Linked DNA regions of Homo sapiens: region 1 is linked to region 2. A link is an interaction called in ENCODE POLR2A ChIA-PET data of the cell type or tissue named here. Cell type or tissue: HepG2. All regions are shown on one strand. Each heading gives the region's core, and the rest is flanking DNA. Links, peaks and the distances in the headings are about the cores only.

Region 1 (4,389 bases), core at 159-4,158, 56 kb after region 2:
AGGCAGAAAATCGAGAGAGTGAGCCAAGGTGGCAAAGCACCACGTTTTGATACTCAAACATCTTTAGAGAAGGGCTCTGTCATTCTGAGGACTGCAAGCTGCTCCCACACTCTCAATATGACCTTTGTCTAGGGTCTTATCATTTCCAGAGCTCCTTCCTCTCCATTTCATCTGATCCTCACCACAGCCCTATAATGTGGGCAGGGTGAGTATGCTTCCTGTACCCCATGCGTAGAGGAGAAAAACAAGTCTCAGAGAGGTTAAGCAACTTGCTCAAGATCAAACAGCTTGAAAGTGGCTGAGCAGGATCACAAATCCAGGGCCGCCTGACAGGGCTGGAATGAGAATAAAGCAAGTCAGAAGCCTAGCGTGTGCAACTTCGGGAGACACTCATTCGTAAGACCCTGAGAGTAAGTATCTCTTCAAATTTTGCCCTGCTGTCTGACCCCAAGCCTTGGGCCCTTCCTAGAGCACTGAGGCTGAGCCAATTGTGCAGACACTGCACAGAGGAGGTCAGCCCAGCAAGAACTCACTCCCAGCTCCTTGGGGTGGCTGGATCTACTGGCTGAGCTGAACATCTTCCTGTGGAGCTCCAAGGACCACTTCCCAAAAAAGTAGAATGGAACAGAGGGTGGAAGTGGTGCTGCGACAGCCATGTAAGGCTTCCATGCACCCTTGAGTTTGAGGGCCAGTAAAGAGGGGCTGGGCCAGGCAGCCCTTCCCCAAGGCCCCTCTAAGCCCTTATCAGCCCAGGGGAGGGATAGGCCAGGACAGGCAGGCAAGCAGCCCACAGGGGTGGCTCCCAGGACAGTGGCTTCTGGATGCTGGCCCACCAGACAGTCAAGGCTCTCCACTCTCCGGCCGCTCAGAGCCCAGCTAGCCCCCAACTCGGCCTCCCTTTACCTCCCACAGGGCGTAGGAGGTACTGACTAGCAAGGAGGCTTATTTTAAATCTGCAAAAAGAAAAACTTTTCTAATGCAGATGATTACACTTACTAATTAGTCAACTTCGTTGTGCCTGGGTTACTGCAAATTTAGCTTTCCTGCAGAAACAGCACCTGTTCACTGAGGGACAGTATTAGGTAGTAGGAAACTGTGCAAGCTTGAGAGCCATTGGGGTGGGATTCAAGCCCCACATCCCCTGGGCAAGTCACTCACCTGCTCTGAGACCATTCCCTCCTTCTATAAAAGGGGACTAGAACAGTACCTGCATCATCCAGTTGTTGCTATTACAAAGACCAGCCACAATTTATTAAGTGCCTATAATGGGCCAGGTACTGAATTTCTTTTTCTTTTCCTTACATGTATTAACACTCACGACAACTGTATAGGTTTGTCTTTTTGAAGTATAACTTACAGTGAAGTGCTCAAATCTTCAGTGCACAGGTCAATGAACTTTTACATGTATTCTCTATCCTCTAATCAAATATCAATTATCATAGATCACTGTTGCCTGTTTATGAACTTCATACAAATGGGCTCATGCAATATGTGCTCTGTTGTGGCTGGTTTCTTTCATTCAACTTTGTTTTAGCAATTCTTCCACATTGTTGTGTACCAGTTATTTGTTCTTTTATATAGCTGCATAGTATTCCATGATGTGACAATCCCACAGTTTGTTTGTTTATCCATTGACCTAGGTGTCATTATCATCATCATTATCACCATCATCCTATTTTACAAATGAGGAAACTGGGATCTGAACTTCTTACTAAGTGTTTAGCTTGAAGTCACAGAGTGACCTTGAGGCCAAACAGGGACTTGAACCCAGGTCCCTGTAACTCCAAAACCAGCTCCTTACCACGGACAATAGAGCCTCCCATAGCTCTGGAATACTGGGATTGGCGGAAATGAATGCTGACCTGTGTGGTCATGAGCTCCTTCTCCCTGAGGTACATTTGGAGTCAGGGGGAAGCTACCTGCCTGGCTCCAGGTGCTGAAAAAATTGCCTTAGTTTTGGCGATTGCCCATATTTATTTTCATTGCAACCCAAGCTGATAGCACAGGTACAGTCATCACTCACAGCCCTGTACTTTGAGACCTGGGCTTTGCCAACATTTCAGAACAACTGCAAACAGCTTCAATGTGGAGGAGGCATCCTTGTCCACTGACCAGCAGCTGGCTCTTATGGGCAGCCCCTGCCCTGGCTCCTCAGAGTCTGGTTTTCTATGATGGTAACTCAGCTGTAACCATCTGGGACTCCCACAGAAAGCATTGTAGGCCAGGTTTCTCAACACCAGCCTTACCTATCAAGAGGTGAGACCCCCAGTGCTGACCTTATTCAAGAAAAGGCTGAGATTTTGCCTTGCTTTCCAACCTTCAGAATCTCTGCCTTCTGCCCAGCAGGCAAGTGGCAGGCCTTAGAAGGGCCACCTGCAAGGCAGCAAGGGGGTGACCAGGGGCCTGGCTAACCTCCCCACCTCCTCCCCCTCTGAACTCAGGTAGCCTCCAGTCAGTCCACCCAGACATGATTAAATGGTTGGCTACACACAGGGGTGGAAGACCCCGGGGGAAGAAGGGCATGGAGCCAACTCCCTGAGGCAGCCCTAGGGCACCCTTTGGTCTGTTGATCATTAACAGAAGCCACCTCATGGCAGGCAGAGAAGGGGAAAGTCCAAGGGGATGGCCTACCCCCTCCTCCCAGACTCCGTCCTCCAAATGTGCCAATGCAGGGCCTCATGGGAGGTGAGGTCATGGCACTCAACGGAGGGGGTGTGTGCAGAATCATCTAATCCAACTCGTTGCCTCCTGTGTTCATGCAGAATCTCCACAAAAGGCCAAGGGAGAGGGCAACTAACACTGATTGATTTGCAGTTACTGTGTGCCAGGGACTGCTCCAGTGTCCCAGCCTACAACACTCTAGCATAGTGATGGAGGTCGCCTGCCTGGGTTCAAATCCTGACACCGACTCCCTGTATGACAAATTAGTGAATTTCTCTGCACCCCAATTTCTCCATCTATACAAAAGGAACAGTATAGAGCTTCCTCCGTGGGGTCATTATGATCATTCAATGAGTTAACACACAGGAAATTCTTAGAGGACTACCTGGCACTTACAAAGAGCTGTCATGACTAATGGCTCGCTTGATCTCATAGTAACTCCTTGAGATACAGCTGAAAAATCCAAGGTTGAGTCATTTATCCAAAGCACAAGCTGGTAGAAGGGGAGCTGGGATTTGAACCCTGGTCCAAGGGCTCCATTCAACACCCCTTCTTCCTTCACGCCCTGGATCCTTCCCCTGCCATGACCCCTGCCTCTTCGGTAACCAGTGCTTCGTGATCCAGTTGACTGTAAAACCCATCTTCAGACTAACCCACAATCTCAGTTGGCCCTCAAAGCCCTCCTTTCATGAGTGTCACTGAACCATAGCCTTCCTCCTGAGAATGAGGCCTCCAGGCCAGGAAAGGCATTGCTCGGTGGCCAAAATAGCTCATTTCTTTGAGCTGCTCCAAGAGAAGATCTTCATCCAACAGCCAGAGAGTGGGTTGCAGGGCCAGTAGCCACAGAGGCCCCACCCATCCATGGCAGACCTGGTGCAGGCCCCTAAACCCAGCCTTCAAGACACCCTGGCCTCCAGGGTAAGGGGTGGAGAAGAAGGCTTTGTGCCCCAGGATTGGCCTGGCCTTTCCTGACCCACTTCCCTCGTGAAAGCCTTCCCTTCAACTCCCTCAGCATAGTTCCTATCCTTCCTAGCTGCAGAGGAGCTCAGAGATAGGGGTTTCTTGCCAGTTCTGGGCTCACACTTCCCTGGCCTCCCTGCCAGACTACAGCACAGGGCTGCTGCTGAGGCCCCTTCTTCTAACATCCTGGAGAAATAATGGGCCTGAAATATTCTGCTGTTCCCTTTCCCAAGGGCCATCTCCTCTAACTTTAAGGACTCAATGGGACACAACCAGGCTCTTGTGGCCACCACACATGGGCCTGGGTTACCTAAATCCCAGCCTGAGTGAGTTCCCCAGGGAGACACTTAGGTAGAGGTAAAGGGTTAAGACCCGGGGACATGGAGCTTCCCCACATGATAAGGAGTCTCCCCTGGGCTTTACAGCCAACCCCCACCCTCCAGGGCCTCCAGTAGTCAATGTCTCTATCTTGGTTAGACAAAGTCAAAGGACTGACTCAGTCAAAGGACTGTCTCCTCTAGAGGAAATTCAGGGCTGGCCAGGAGGTACGCCTGGGCCTCTAGGAACCTAACCAGCGTCACCATGAGAGGGGAAGTTAGAAAGGTGTCTGCCACATGCTCAGGTATGCCTGCAGGGAATGAGCTCAAGGTGAATGATTAAATGTCTTTTTTGCTTTTACTCCGAAAGGAAGATCACATGCCACCACCAACCACCACCACCACCACCTCCACACACACACAAAGTTCATTTCCTCCTTAAGGGACAAGA
Region 2 (4,389 bases), core at 193-4,192:
CTTGTATTTTTTTAAATGAAAATTTAAGCACTCTTTCAAATTCTTTATCTTTAGAGAACTATATTATATAAAGTTTGGAAAACAGGAAAGAGAGAATAAAAGTCATAATTCCGCCCTCCTAACACAACCACCATCTTCATTGTGTATTCTCTTGCACTGAAAGCATCCAGAAGACCACACTGTGATCCTTCTTACCTGCTGTATTAGTCCACTTTCATGCAGCTGATAAAGACACACCCGAAACTCGGAACAAAAAGAAGCTTAATTGGACCTACACTTCCACATAGCTGGGGTGGCCTCAGAATCATGGTGGGAGATGAAAGGCACTTCTTATACGGCAGTGGCAAGAGAAAAATGAGGAAGATGCAAAGGTGGAAACCTCTGATAAAACCATCAGATCCCATGAGACTTATTCACTACCATGAGGACAGTATGGGGGAAACCGCTCCCATGATTCAAATTATCTCCCACTGGGTCCCTTCCCACAACATGTGAGAATTATATCAAGATGAGATTTGGGTGGGGACACAGAGCCAAACCATATTACCTGCCTTCCCTCCACCATCCTCTCAATTGTTTTACTGGATTTTTATCTGGCTAACAAAAACAAACAGGCAAAAAACAAAAACCACAACACATACACACACACACACACACACACACACACACATACACACACACACATACATCACATCACATGAAACAGAAAAAGGCAAGATTTAGACTCCATATAGCAAATGGATTTATGCTACGGCGTGGCTTTTATCCATTGTGAATGTGCTTCCTAAACACTTGGTTCTTGACTAATGTGAGCGTTATCAGGACAGGACCTGGAAAACCCTCAGTGAGTTTTCCCCCACCCATATTGAATCCCCTTGGGCCATCACATCTGGATTGGTGGTCTGTTGGATGCTATTCAGTCATGAGTTCCTAACAAGAGACCTGAAAAAAGGCAACCATAAAGAAGGGATGGAGGGATGAGTTGGCCAAGAAAAAATTGTCTGATGTGTCCAGCATATTTCTCTTTGGGAAGCCCAAGGCTGAGCATGGACCTCCATAGCATTAAGGAGAAAACAACCCAGCAGAAATACATCGTTTTCTGAAATATGTGGGAAGGGGACACTTAAGAGAAGTGAAGACAAAGCATGACACTGCTTCACAAAGAGAATAATAAAACTTGAAGCTCTTTGCCCCAAGAGGTACTTCATATGGACAGAAAATAAAAACAAATTCAAAGAGCTTTGGGTGTTGAGGGTTGGGGAGGTAGGAGTGCCAGATAAAATATAGGACATCTGGTTAACTTTTCATTTCAGATGAATAATAAGTAATTTCTTTTTTTTAGTTTAAGTATGTCCTATCTATTCTTTGTATACCATATCCTGTATTTTTTAAATGTGTGAGGTTTAAGGTATCTATTTTTAAAAATATCTTTATTGAGATACAACTCACAAATTTAAAAACGTACTCATTTAAAGTGTGATTGTGCCACTGCACTTCAGCCTGAGTTGATCTATTCCCTTCAAAAGCCTGTCCCCAGCATTCCTTTGTCATCTTCATTTTCCTTACAATGGAAACTCCATAGCTCTCTGGGTGTGGTAGCTCACACTTGTAGTCCCAGCTACTTGGGAGGCTGAAGTGGGAGGATCACTTGAGCTCAGGAATTTGAGGCCAGCCTGGGCAATATAGTGAGACCCCATCTCTAAAAAAAAAAAAAAATTCTTAGTTTCCCTTTTCTCCTCTCTCTGCCCTCTTCCCCTTCCCCCTACACTTTGACCTGCATGACTTACTGATGAATGATGAATGGAGAGGGATGGAAATTTTGTTTATCAGCTCTCCCAACACTGCATGCTCTTCCAGGGCAAATGACCGTGCTCACTTGTCTTTAAGTGCTTTTTACCTCCCTGTACATATTCTGGCAACTTCTGTCACTTTGGGGGTGAGGATTTCCCCATGGAAGTTCTGTGTGAGAAATCATGTTTAATGTGTGATTCTGTACAGATGGGTGTGTAGGAAATATGACCGGCATACGCACTGACGTTGACCCATACAAGTCTAGGCATCTGTTAAGTGTTTGGCCCTGTCCAGGAAGTAGCCGGGCCATAAAATCTGATATGGGGAGGAAGCTTGACCATGGGAGGGGCCCCTTCACAATAGATTCTGCAGGGACAGTGGGGGGAGACAGGAATGCTAGCTAGGCTGAGTGTCTGAGCAAATGTGGACAGCCAAAGGGAGCCTTGGCCAAAACTCTTCTCTCCTCTGTCTCCAGGAATTGGAAGTGTCCCACTGAGGTGTCACCGTGAGTCCATCCAAACCTTACTGAATTACTACCTCCATTTTAAGGTGTAAGGTGTTCAGAGAATGTTTGTGACTCAATAGTTCTTAACATTTTAGTTCTTCAATTTTAAGTGTGCCAGCTTATGAAATAAAACACATCTGTTAGCACATTGATTTTGGAAAATTTCCACTGATAGTTGTGAGGGCAGACACAGACGGTGAGATTATAAGATTCTTTTTATTCACAGGGACTTCTTAAAAATCTAGCTTGTTTTCCGTTCTCCTTGATGCCTTGTTCATGACAGGTGCTTGGCAAATATTAGTTGAATGGCTGAATAAATATATGTATGAGTGAAAGGCAGACATCAAAGTCTTCCTGGATGAGGTCAAGAGCAGCCTGGGTAGTGTAGCAAGACCCTGTCTATACCAAAAACTTTAAAAGGCATATCTGTGGTCCTAGCTAGCCTGTGGAGGCTGAGGCTGGAGATTGCTGAAGCCTGGGAGGTTGAGAGGCTACAGTGAGCTGTGATTGCGCCAACGGACGGCAGCCTGGGCAACAGAGTGAGACCCTATCTCAACAAACAAACAAACAAACAAACAAATCAAAAAAATGTTCCCAGATATTTGAGAATGGAATTTGAGATCAGGAAACAGGCCATCGTGTGAAAAGCCCCAGAGCAGTCATAGCTTTGCCACATAGAGTCTTGTGATTGGAACATGTCACTTAAACTCCATGACCTTCAGCTTCTGTGGCTGTAAATGGGAATCACCTCCTGCCATAAGTGGTTTTGAGAATCAAGTGAAATTTCAGATCTGAAAATGCTTTTCTGACTATAGGCTGCTGTATAGATCGAGGATAATCTGATAGCGTTCAAAACCCAGTGCTCACCACCTCCAACCTCGTGATCTTGCTCGAGTTAGTTAATCTACACAAGCCTCGGTTTTTTCATCTACAGAATGAGAATAATAATCACACCAACCTCACTGAATTGTCTTGAAACTTACATGAATTTATATGCACTCGAGAGCACAGAGGTGAGCTCACGTGACTTTCTCTTCCCTGGGTTGCCATCCTCTGCGTATTTTCTTTTTTTTTTTTTTGAGACAGAGTCTCAGTCTGTCGCCCATGCTGCAGTGCAGTGGCACAATCTCAGCTCACTGCAACCTCCGCCTCCCAGGTTCAAGTGATTCTCCTGCCTTCGCCTCCTGAGTAGCTGGGATTACAGGCGTGCACCACCACACCCGGCTAATTTTTCTTTTTTTTTTTTTTTTTGTATTTTTAGTAGAGACAGCGTTTCACTATGTTGGTCACGCTGATCTCGAACTCCTGACCTTGTGATCCGCCTGCCTTAGCCTCCCAAAGTGCTGGGATTACAGGCGTGAGCCACTGCACCCAGCCTCTCTGCATATTTTCTAAGTAGCTTGTTATTCTGCATTGCCCAGACTTGTTTCTCTGCCAACCCACCAGTCAGTAAGTAAATTAATTAGGTGATAAGTGATTCCTTGATCTTTTTATTATTACTATTTGGTTATGATGATTAAAGCAGATGGTCATCTGATTGGGCATAGGTCATGCATGCAAAGCAGCTGCAGTGGTATCTCAGGATTGTTTCCTTATCAGAGACCTGCCATCCAGGTGTTTCCTCATCTTAGGAGCCGCCCTCTAGGTTTCCTCAAATTGTGTCTTTCAGATGAGACCCACCCATCGGAGCCAGGCTTTGAAGGAACTGACCGCAGTGTGCATGAGGAAGTACTTCACGGTGATGACCCTCGCCACCCTCTCAGGAAAACACAGTGACCTCTCCCCCAACATCCCCTTCCCACTCCCAGGTCCCCCGGCAAAGGCAGAAGAACCAAGCAAGCCTTTCCACCAAAGCAGCCATGAACCCCATTCTCATCCTTTCCAAGAACTCTCTGCTATACCAGATAGGGGTTTGGGGTTCTGTTTTCCATTTTTTAAAAAAATCATTTCAAGACTCTTGAACAGTGTGTCGGTTTACACTATTCTATCTTCTTAAGCCACCATATCAACATATTCACTCTGCTTCCTTTCTTTTCATTTGGCAGATGCCACACTTTTAATGGCAGCAATAAAAGGTGTTTCTATCAATGCCA

What was found. Peaks named below come from ENCODE experiments on the same cell type or tissue, not always from the same donor. Only the 100,000 strongest peaks of a DNase experiment are listed, where the experiment ranks them.
Region 1: POLR2A ChIA-PET joins it to region 2 with 20 read pairs; 24 of 35 experiments call an interaction of 5 or more read pairs at or near these places.

Annotation. Positions count from the first base shown.
Region 1 is chr14:68,782,026-68,786,414 of GRCh38, forward strand. No RefSeq gene overlaps it. Among named protein-coding and RNA genes, the nearest start is that of ZFP36L1, 8.8 kb to the right of the region's middle. RefSeq lists enhancers at 2,500-2,644, 2,789-2,848, a cis regulatory region at 2,566-2,579 and silencers at 4,091-4,160, 4,181-4,230. In HepG2, for the core only: no CTCF peak of the experiment used is centred there; DNase peaks (open chromatin) are centred at 2,066 and 2,646; H3K4me3 peaks cover 686 bases.
Region 2 is chr14:68,725,843-68,730,231 of GRCh38, forward strand. It overlaps LOC105370547 (a long non-coding RNA gene), which reads left to right and starts at 2,181. Exons shown (of 4, transcript XR_007064227.1): 1 at 2,181-2,296; 2 at 3,966-4,389. In HepG2, for the core only: no CTCF peak of the experiment used is centred there; a DNase peak (open chromatin) is centred at 2,639.